Linked DNA regions of Homo sapiens: regions 1 and 2 are each linked to region 3. Evidence: chromatin contacts called from ENCODE Hi-C or POLR2A ChIA-PET data. All regions are on one chromosome and are shown on one strand. Each heading gives the region's core, a stretch centred on a gene start or an enhancer-like site at or near the end of the contact. The rest is flanking DNA. Distances are from core to core; before and after follow the strand shown.

What was found. A loop is a pair of places that touch in the nucleus more often than their neighbours do. ChIA-PET counts read pairs that join two places held with the same protein, here RNA polymerase II (POLR2A). Pooled maps may share reads with other maps.
Region 1: a map of sigmoid colon shows a loop between it and region 3 (1.9-fold over the local background). The contact joins two enhancer-like sites. A Hi-C loop is called at or near these places in 1 of 168 maps with a recorded cell type or tissue (sigmoid colon), 4 of 37 single-sample maps with no recorded cell type and 9 of 50 pooled maps. POLR2A ChIA-PET finds 5 or more read pairs at or near these places in 3 of 52 experiments (activated CD4-positive, alpha-beta T cell, activated CD4-positive, alpha-beta memory T cell and activated CD8-positive, alpha-beta memory T cell).
Region 2: a loop to region 3 is called in a map of sigmoid colon, with 2.5 times the contacts of the local background. The contact joins two enhancer-like sites. A Hi-C loop is called at or near these places in 1 of 168 maps with a recorded cell type or tissue (sigmoid colon) and 6 of 50 pooled maps. POLR2A ChIA-PET finds 5 or more read pairs at or near these places in 1 of 52 experiments (OCI-LY7).

What each region holds. Positions count from the first base shown.
Region 1 is chr16:78,955,561-78,959,336 of GRCh38, reverse strand. All of the region lies in intron 8 of WWOX (WW domain containing oxidoreductase), which reads right to left. Among named protein-coding and RNA genes, the nearest start is that of WWOX-AS2, 460 kb to the right of the region's middle. Within about 2 kb of position 1,821, at least 3 of the 41 ENCODE cell types and tissues checked have a DNase peak (open chromatin) inside an H3K27ac peak, as active enhancers do.
Region 2 is chr16:79,162,043-79,165,502 of GRCh38, reverse strand. The region is part of intron 8 of WWOX (WW domain containing oxidoreductase); the gene reads right to left. Among named protein-coding and RNA genes, the nearest start is that of MAF, 440 kb to the left of the region's middle. Within about 2 kb of position 1,627, at least 4 of the 41 ENCODE cell types and tissues checked have a DNase peak (open chromatin) inside an H3K27ac peak, as active enhancers do.
Region 3 is chr16:79,070,014-79,073,256 of GRCh38, reverse strand. All of the region lies in intron 8 of WWOX (WW domain containing oxidoreductase), which reads right to left. Among named protein-coding and RNA genes, the nearest start is that of MAF, 530 kb to the left of the region's middle. Within about 2 kb of position 1,661, at least 2 of the 41 ENCODE cell types and tissues checked have a DNase peak (open chromatin) inside an H3K27ac peak, as active enhancers do.

The DNA.
Region 1 (3,776 bases), core at 572-3,071, 110 kb after region 3:
CACTTGGCTGGCAGCAGATATAGCAACAGGTAAAAAATACATGCCTTTTGAAAAATAAATGAATTAAGTTCAATGCCCTTATTTCTAAGTCTGTACAATATTATTCCAGGAACATAATTTCTCAGTAATGAGAAGAACGAGAACCTTGACGTAGAGATGGCCCATTGATATTTTACTTTCATACTCTACAAGGAAATACCTAGCGGTAAGTTCGGATAAACATTCTAATTGGAAGATGGTCTTACTAATCTCAAGAAAAAGTGGGTAGACAAGCATTTTTAAAAACATTACATTATTTTAATATTAAATGTCTTGCTGTTATAGAACTCCCTTTTTTCACAGATGGGAAACTAAGGCCTAGCAAATAATTTACCTCAGATCTTGAACCCAGAACTCTTATTTTTTAGTCCAAATCTCTCCCCACTAAGCTATGCTCACCCTATGGAGTTGAATGCAACAAACATGTTTTTTTCTTTTGAATCAAAGGAAGAATTTTAAAATTACATAACCTTCCTTCCCCTGTGCCCACTACCCCAACCATGTCCTATTTTCAGATTAAACTATCCAAAGTGGCATTGACGACTTGGTATATTTCATCAAACTAATTGCATCCTGGTGATACCTGCACATACCATGTAATTTATATTTCAGTTGTCTGAGAATACCAAAAGAAAACCAGAGAAACCTTTGTTGTACCACACTTGGTAAAAGGATGGACTCGCATTTCTAGTGGGAGAGAGGGGCAGCACTGTTAAAAAACACTGTTCAGCTTACTTTGGAAACTGCAAGGCACCATAACTTCCCAAATTGGCAAAACTACCTGCTATGGATTGTAGTAAAGTGTGTTTTTAAATTATTTCAGAACCATAAAACCTCTCCATAGAGAGTACTTTGAAAGTGCAAATTAAATATAGAACATCCATGAACTCTATCCATTTTTACAGTAAGTATATATTTCCATGGGGGTTTGTACCATCTTTTTTGTCTAGTTACACTAGTTAATAATGCAGTGAATTTTCAGTAATAGAGTAAATGTTATTTTGATGACACTATTTGATTAAATTAAAGATGACATTAAAAGGACCATTTCAATAAAGAACCGAAATATTCAGAAGTAGCTGGAGCTGAGTGTTTAAGTCAGCTAGTCTGGCGGTCTTAAAAGGACCAAATGGAATTTCCTTCGCCGTGTGAATGATGAGCAAGTTAAGGAACAATAGGACCAAATAATATATCGGAGAATATGAAGGCTCAGATTCCAAGACCCAGGCAATGTTAGTTATTTGAGGCAGGCATACCACGCGCCAGAAAACAGCTCATGTGGCCTTGGGAAAATGTAGAAACGCATTAAATAAAACGAAAGTGAGAGGGCACTGAGATTTGCAGCAAATGTGCTGATGTGGTGACAGTGAATTGAGTTGTTGCACAAACAAAAGAAAGGGCGGATTAGTCATGTGTCCCCCCACGCCCAGCCTCTTCTCTGCAAATTCACAAAGGCACAAGTGGGCCAGCCGCACCAGCGCAGGGACAGCTTTGAGATTAAAACAGGACAAGAGAGTCCTAATTCTTTTGTTAAGGTCTCCGTTCCTATGGTGTTTGCCAAAGAAAAGTTCTTCTCCTAACGGAGAGGTTCACATACATAAATCAAACAACTGCTTGAAAATCCCTTGACTTAAGTTTTTAGAGATAGAATCTGTAGTTTTTAGAGATAGAATCTATCCGAAGAGACATACCTCAGTAACGTGACTGAGTTATGAATCACGGGTATTTCACCAGAAAGAAGACCCGAGATTAAAGGTGTGCAGCAGTAGACATTCTCAGTTCCCACAGAACACCTGTTCTGGTGTCTCAGCCCCAAACACAGGCGACATCCCTATGTCTACAATGAGCCACTGGCTGTTGACAAGTTCAGGCCTGAAGCATTCACATTTGTGGGTGTTTTTACAACTAAAGAGAGACAGGGGGAAAAGAACAATTCAGCTCAAGCTAATATAATTCTTTCTTGTGATCTCAAAACAGCATCATTAGATGCTAAGTTTTCTCAGATAATTATCTGGTCGTCACGCATGTCGGTATCTCAAAATAATTATTTCGTCACACAAAAGGACGGCGGTGTGGTTTGCTGGAAAAGTCGTGTGCCCTGCATTTCAGTAAATATTGCTTCTTTAAGGGCAGATACCTCAGATTGCAACACTCATGGTGTTTTCAACCTTCTGCATATAAAGTGGGAGCGTTTACTATCTTCCCAGTGCAAATCACTTAGACACAAAGGATGATATAGAAAGTCACATGAGGCAAGTCTATTAAATAAAGCATGTGAATAACACACGGAGTCCTCAAGCTGCCAGGAAATTTGTTCTCACCGAAGATACCCACGTACTGGGAGGGACTGCAACTACTCAGAAGTGACAGTAGCAAACTTTCTTTACAAAACATCCTATTTCCCAGAATTTTGAGTGGCTCAAGCCTACATGTTTGAGACACTCTCCTTCACAATTTCCAAAAGTGGGCACAGCATGCCTTCGTGACCTCCTGTTGCCCTCTTTGTTTCCCCTACAGGTCTGAGGCTGGGCTCAGCAGATCCCAAATTTCTTGTTTGTGGCACACTTTTGAAACTCAAAAACACAAAAGGAATTTTTGATGTGTGCACAAAGAGATTAAAAAGTGAAAACAGAGGTATTTTAGGGCAATGAAATTATTCGGTATGATATGATATGATATGACATGATATGATATGATACAATATATGATGTATGATAGATACATGTCATTCCATGTCTGTGAAAACCCACAGAATATATATCACCAACTGTGAACCTAATGAACCTATAGACTTTAGGTGATGATGATGTGTCATTGTAGATTAATCAATTAAAACAAATACAGGCCTAGAGTGGTGGCTCATGCCTGTAATCCCAGCACTTGGGGAGGCCGAGATGGGCGGATCACTTGAGGTCAGGAGTTAGAGACCAGCCTGGCCAACATGGTGAAACTCCGCCTTCACTAAAAATATATATTAAAAAAAAATGAGCTGGGTATGGTGGCATGTGCCTATAATCCCAGCTACTCAGGAGGCTGAGGCAGCAGAATTGCTTGAGCCCTCGAGGTCAAGGCTACAGTGAGCTGAGGTGGTGCCACTGCACTCCAGCCTGGGTGACAGAGCAAGACTCCATCTCAAAACAACAACAAACCCCCAAAACCTAAACAAATACATGGATCTAGTGGGGATGTAGATAGTGAGCCAGGGCTCTGCCGGAGGTATACGGGAACTCTCTGTACTTTCTGCTCAATTTTGGCTCCCCAACTAAAACAGTTCTAAAAAAAAAAGTTTTTTTTGTGTTTTTTTTTGTTTTTTGTTTTTTGTTTTTTTCTAAAGTGAAAAGAAGGCCAGAGGCCAGGCATGGTGGCTCATGCATGTAATCTCAGCACTTTGGGAGGCTGAGGGGGGATGGGAGATCGCTTGAGGCCAGGAATTAGAGACCAGCCTGGGAAACATAGTGAGACCTCATCTTTACAAAAAATAAATTAGCCAGAGGTGGTGATGTACAACCGTAGTCCCAGCTACTCGGGAGGCTGAGGCAGGAGAACTGCTTGAGTTTAGGAGGCTGAGGCTGCCATGATTGGGCCACTGCACTCCATCCAGCCTGGGCAATAGAGCAAGACCCTGTCTCAAAACAAAAAAAACAAAAATAAATTTTAAAAATAAAAAGAAACAAGAAAATAAAAAAAATATAAAAAATAAAGTTAAAAGAGGTTTCATAAAGTAAATATGAATGATT
Region 2 (3,460 bases), core at 378-2,877, 92 kb before region 3:
GGTCTATGCTGAATTTGCTCTGATTCTATTTTTCGTATTTTTTTATAGACATTTATGAAGCAATATGCTACCGGCTGCAGTGGGAAATTTAGCTGCATTAATCATAAGAAAGGATTCCATGTCTGGCTCTAAAGCCCATGTTGTTTCCACGACACCTGCTTCAAACAGGCAAGTTTCCCTCTGTAACATATACGCACCCATGTGTGCACACACACATGAAATTGACCTCCGCAATGGCAAGGTCATTGGATGCCGGAAGCCGTTACCATGAGTATATGAGGTCACTAGCATTGTAACTACTTCTACAAAAGTTCATGTCCAGGGAGATTTATCTAGTTTTTTTTTTTTTTTTCCTTCGTTTTAATCTGTGAAGACCTTCCATATCAAGTTTACCCTAGGAAAGAGATCTTACATGGAACGTAGGATAAGTGATACTTCAGAAACAACTATGGTCCTCCCAGAGACCCTCAAATAGAGGTTAAAAGTCTATACATAAGGGTGTGGAACATTTTACACTTACTGTTTATACATGAATTAGAGAGTTGTACTGGGTGAATAACAACAGGGTATCTTTATGCACACTTTGCCTCTTCTCTGTGGTGTGTGGGTTTGCCTGGTTTGTGTTTGTGTGTGTATTTGTAGGTTTTATGAGTCTCCGATTTCAGGGCTGGTGCTACATAAATGACAAAGGGCCCTGAATCCCTTGTCTCCTTGCCTCTGTCACTGAGTTTGCTGACCCTCTAGTGAAAAGGATCTGACCACCACATGCGAGTGGAATAAATTATCGCTGACACTCCAGTATTTAATTATGCAGCTGTCAGAGCGGCCCTTTCGAAATTCATTTTAATAAAGTGGGAACTTTCCCTTTCAAGGTTAGAGTGAGGGGAGTCACCTTTGGTGTCAGCCGGAGGTCTCCACCATGAGCTCTGCATTCTTGCTCTGGACGCCTGTCACTTGGCCTGATAGAAGGTCCTGATAACAGCGCTGATGCCTGGTGGCCTCCCCCCATCCCCCCATCCCTGCCTGAATGAACATCCTTCATTTAAACCCACAATAATGAGGACCTCAAAGTCAGAGAGGCGGGCACAAGGGCAGCCTGTCGGGGAAAAAATGGCTTCTTATTATAAAATTCACTCAATGTGGAAGTGGCAATCTAAAAGCAATCATGGCCATCTCCCCGTTTTAACTGGTTAACCAGCAACATTTCACATGGTGGAAGGAAAAAAACAAACTCTGAGCTAAGTGGCGTGGTAGTGGTGGGGCATCCAGACACTGGCAAGCCTCAATTGCTGTAGCTCCCAAACACGTCAAACAGACATGAAAGTATTGATTTATATTTTTCTATAAAATAAAAAGCAGTATTAAAGTTTTTGTAGCCTTGTTTCTGGGCCATAAAGTGGCACCGAGGAAAAGCTTTTATATGGCAAACTGAATGGGTGAACGCGATCACGCCTGCCTATTATGTATATGCCTAAAGTCTATGTTTAGCTTATACTTCTCACTGTTTATTTGCAAACCATGCCCACAGACACCCTGCAGAGGGAAAACCGTGGGCTGGGCTAGAAACGGCAGAAGCAACTCGACAGATACAGCCAGATCAGTTCCTTTTTTTTTTTTTCCAATTCTCTTCCTTACTGTTGCTTTCACTTTCTCTCTTTTCCCCCTCTGACCTTATTCTCTCTCTCTTTTTTTTTTTTTTTTTTTTTTGAGGTGGAGTTTTGCTCGTTGCCCAGGCCAGAGTGCAATGGCACGATCTCAGCTCACTGCAACCTCCGCCTCCCAGTTCCAGTGATTCTCCTGCCTCAGCCTCAAAAGTGGCTGGGATTACAGGCATGCACCACTATGCCAGGCTAATTTTGTATGTTTAGTAGAGATGGCGTTTCTCCATTTTGGGCAGGCTAGTCTTGAACTCCTGGCTTCAGGTGATCCACCCCCTTCGGCCTCCCAAAGTGCTGGGATTACAGGTGTGAGCCACCATGCCCGGCCTTTCTCTAACATCATGATGAATATGCATTGATTACTGACTGTGTGCAAGGCACTGTCCAAAGTTTTCTGTATGCTTATCTCTTATAGAGCTCAGAGTAACTTCATAAATTAGGCGCCTTAATGACGATTCCTACTTCTACTAAACTGAGGCTCAGGGAGACTAATGGGCTTCCTCAAGACCCCCCAGTTAGTACATAGCTCCACCACGCAGTTTTCAATGCTTGGATGTTTAACCACCCTGCTAATGTTTATTTCTTTTCTCTTTCTCTGGTCTCTTTCTCACTAAGCCTATTCCTCACTTTCTTCCCTCCTCCCAATCTCTCCCTCCTAGGTTTGTATACACAGTGTCTCCCCCAGCATATATAACAGCTCCAAGTAAACACACACAATGAGCCATCTCCTGCACACAAATGTCGCTTGTCAACAAACACTGGTTTGACAAAGAGGCCTCATCCTGTGTGTTTGGATAAATGCCTGAAAGAATACTTGCATGTGACTGTTGAAAGGCGCTTTCTCTAAACCATAAGCAATAACTAAATCTATCCATAAGGACTTTTTCTGGGGGACAACATTCTCTTCCCAGAGATGGGAAAGATGGTTGCTGAGATGAATTACAGAGCAACAGGAGGCAGAGAGCAACACCTTTGCTTTGGCTTAGAAGCTCTCTGGGAAGACATGGTTTGCAGAAGGTTGGGGAAGGACCTCCAGATCCACCTGAAGTCTCTACTGGCTCCCCCAGCACAGCTTCCAGGGCAGCAAATTTGCAGGATGCCCTTTTGTCTCAATTCTTGAGCCTCTGAATGGGGACTCAGGAAGGCGGTGAACACAGGACCTTGGCATGATCTGTTGAGAGCATAAGGATGAAAGCAGAAGACATGGTCCAAGGGCAAACTGTTTGCATCTCCCAAGGCCTGATCTTTATTGTCCTGTCCCTAAGGTCTCCGCCCCAAGGGTATCCCTGTGTCTTCAGGGCTAGAGGTAACTGAGGCCTTCCATGACTTTCTATGTTTACCATCAATGTTGCCTACTAGAGGAACACCAGTGGCATCAGGACAGCTGAGAGTCAGCATCCTACCTACGGAATCCAGAAGAAGCCCCTAACTTGAATCAGGCAACCAGGGACAAGAGAGAGTATTACAACCTGTGCACGTAACTCTGGTCTGCGTGGCCTTAACTCCAAACTTGCAAGGCAGGAAACTGTACTTTGAAGAAGTAAATTCCGCCTTAGAGCCCCAGAATCTGTCACAGAGGCAGACTTCCGTGATGACTTACTGAAAGAATGGCTGAACGAATGATACATACCAGCATCTCATCAACCCAAAGGCAAATATAAAAATATCTCTTGGGCCAAGAAAACACTTGTGCAAAACCAGGCACCCTTTACTCACAGGTAGGAACACTCAGTAAAAAATCAGGTAATGATTCAGGGGGTAGCCAGTGACCAATTCAATAACTACCCGTAACTTCAAGCTAT
Region 3 (3,243 bases), core at 412-2,911:
AGTGAGCTGCGATCGTGCCATTTCACTCCAGCCTGGGCAAAGAGAGAGTAAAACGGTGTCTCAGTAATAATAATAATAATAATAATAATAATAATAATAATAATAACGAATAACTACTATAATGTAAAAAAGCGATAGAAAGCTCTTTTATGTACCATAATGAGGATTTCTAGATAAAGGAAATGAATACACAGATTCTGCAACTCTCACTGAGGCTAGCACACGTCTAGATATGGGTGTGCTGATGAACAGCCACATGGAAGCACATTTCAACTAAAAACAGTGATGACGTTTGTCAATGACCCGGAGTCCAAATGGGGAAAACACTTCCACTTAGCTGAAAGTGGCAACTAAACTTCTCATCATCTCAGCCCAAATTCAGGCCAGAAAACAGCTACACACATTCTGGTTCTAAAGACATGCATTTGAAAATAAGAAATCAAAGACCAAGCATTTACTAAATACTAGGATTATGTTGTATGATAAATATACAGGCAAAGTTGAAGAATTGCTGGAAGATTTAAGAGAAAAGAAGAGGCTGTTGTGGCCCTGATGATGACGATGGTGATGGTGATGGTGATGATGAAGATGACAGCTAAAACAAGTACTGCTAACTTTGATCATTAATAATTATAGCTTCGATAATGATACTGAATATCTTGTAAAGCGCTTAATAAATAAAAACGTCAACTGCAGAAAAGCATGTCAAAATGAATACAGATTAATGAGATCTAGATGAATGGTGTAGCTTTTCTCTGTCCAGAAATAAACTCTTACCACATCTCCTCTCTGAATCTTCAAGTCTATGTTGCAAAGTAGCAACACCAAGGTGAACACTCATGAAATTCTGTCCATGTGGAGGTCTCATGCCTATGGGAGGCAGTGCAACTTTGCAGGAAATGTGACCCAGGACCTCTGCAGAGTTGAGAATGCATATGATAGGAATACTGTTTTCTGTTTTTGGGGGGTTGGGGGGACAGTCTCATTCTGTTACTCAGGCTAGATTGCAGTGGTATGATCATAGCTCACTGCAGCCTCAACCCCCTAGGCTCAAGCAATCCTCCCATCTCAGCTTCCTGAGTAGCTAGGACTACAGGCACACTCTACCATGCCTAACTAATTTATTTTTCTTTTTTTGTAGAGATGGAGTCTCACTGTTTTGGCCAAGCTGGTCTCAAACTCCTAGACTCAAGCAATCCTCCCGCCTCTGCCTTCCAAAGTGCTAGGATTACAGGCATGAGCCACCATGGCCGGCGTATAAGCATTTTTAAGCTAATACAAAAAAGAACGAGTAAACGAATGAATGAATGAACAAGTGAGCCAGCTCACACAAGGTTTGGCCACCCTACCACCCAATGAGACCATCTGGTGCACCAGACATGGAGTTGGTTGCAACACTGCTGACCATTGTCTCCAGAGAAGCAGAGCTCCCAACACACTTGTCCCTAGGCAGAATCTGGTTTAACTCCTACCTCTGAATCAGAGCCACTCATTTTTAGGCCAACAGATCAATTACTTGAAGCAATCAAGGGACCAACTTAAAAAGCTACGTTTACAACGTGAAGGGGAATGCGGGGCAGGAGGCCAAGAAAGACCCAAGAGTGGTTTAGCAAAACCAGCAGAGAGTAACTGACTACAAGCCTGAGCGTGTAATGGGACAGGAGGCTGGCAGAGAGCCAGTGAAGCCTTTCTTAGGACTCTAAAAACCTGAAACAGCTCTCCTAGACAAGGAGAGTTGAAGCAATAAAAACAGTTTTCAAACTAGAGAGAAAACAAAATGAAACTTGGTTTGGGTAATTGGTGAACTCTCTTGGGTAACAGGGCTCTAAGAGATGAGGGGGGAAGAAACGCACAACCCCTTCTGTATTTCACACCCTCTCAAATGGTTGAAAAGCTTTTCTGGCTTCCTTTAACAAGTACACCAACTTCAAAAGCTCAGAGTATGTTTTCTCCAAATTAAGACAAAAAAGTCATTGTCAGGTTGTCAAAAATGTATGTAGCAAGTAATAATAAATGCTCTTAGGAGAGGAGTACAATGTGAGACTCACCTGAACAACAAAGCCCCTTAACTGTGTTCATCAGAAGAAAGTGATCATACATTTGATTAAAAACTGCTAGCCTGGAAATGTACAGGCAGACTTCACAGTCTATGGAATAAATGGGAATCATAAAAAGAGAAGGTCAGTGCTTTGCAACCTTATATGCTGCCTCCATGCATTCACGTATGGGCTGCATCCCTCGAGAGTACACTCCCTACATTCTGAGTCCCAAAGTATGTGGGGGTAGGGAGGGACATAGTAAGAAACCACCTGCCCTGGAAGTGTATTGTCAAAATGTTCTGTGCTGAGTGACGATGCTACTTCAAAAAGTTTCTGTGGAGAATATAGTCAACACACCCACATTTCTCTTCCACTCCCTCACCAATATAGAATCACTAATCTAAAGAGATGAGAAAAACTTCATCTGTGTTCTTTGAAGAAACAAATCAAATGTTAAAAGAGGCCTTTCCATTGATTCATTTGAATTATCCACTTGAAGCTTGCACCACTGACTAAAGGAAGAAGCAAGCCAGCTCCTGGATTGTTGACATCTCTCGCATACCCTCTCACGCCCTGAACTTCTGTGCCTCTTCCTTCCTCCCTAGCAGCAGCCTACCTGCTGCACCAGTCCGAACCTGACTGCCCGTCTGCCTCACTCATTGCCAAGGAGCTTTGCTCATCTGTGTACAATCATGATAGAAGGCAGACGCTCCACCCTTCCAGACTATGAGAATTTTCCATCGGTGGTGAGTAAAAATCCTAGCAATCCATCAAGAAAAAGGGCATCTGGACTGATACGTCATTTCCAAAGACAGCCAGGAGACCATTTTGCTGGAGGACACTTTAAAAGCACAATTTACTTCTCAACAGTAATCTCAGCTTAGGGCCCTTCCCAGTTGGTTTCTGGAAAACACACACACACACACACACACACACACACACACACACATCAGAAACACATTCCTAAGAACAAACTGGAGCATGATGTTCTCTCAGACCAAGTGTGGGTTTCAACATTTACAAGTTTTATAAACATTAGGCACTGCAGCTGACCTGCATTGCCTTGGTATTAGGGAAATAGCTTAACTTTTCTCTTTCAAGTCAATTTGCCCAATCTTTGAATGATAAGTCTTGAGGAGGAACTATCAAACTATATTAGGAATATTCTGCATTTATTTTGGAATAGGAAATAAATTGTTTTTCA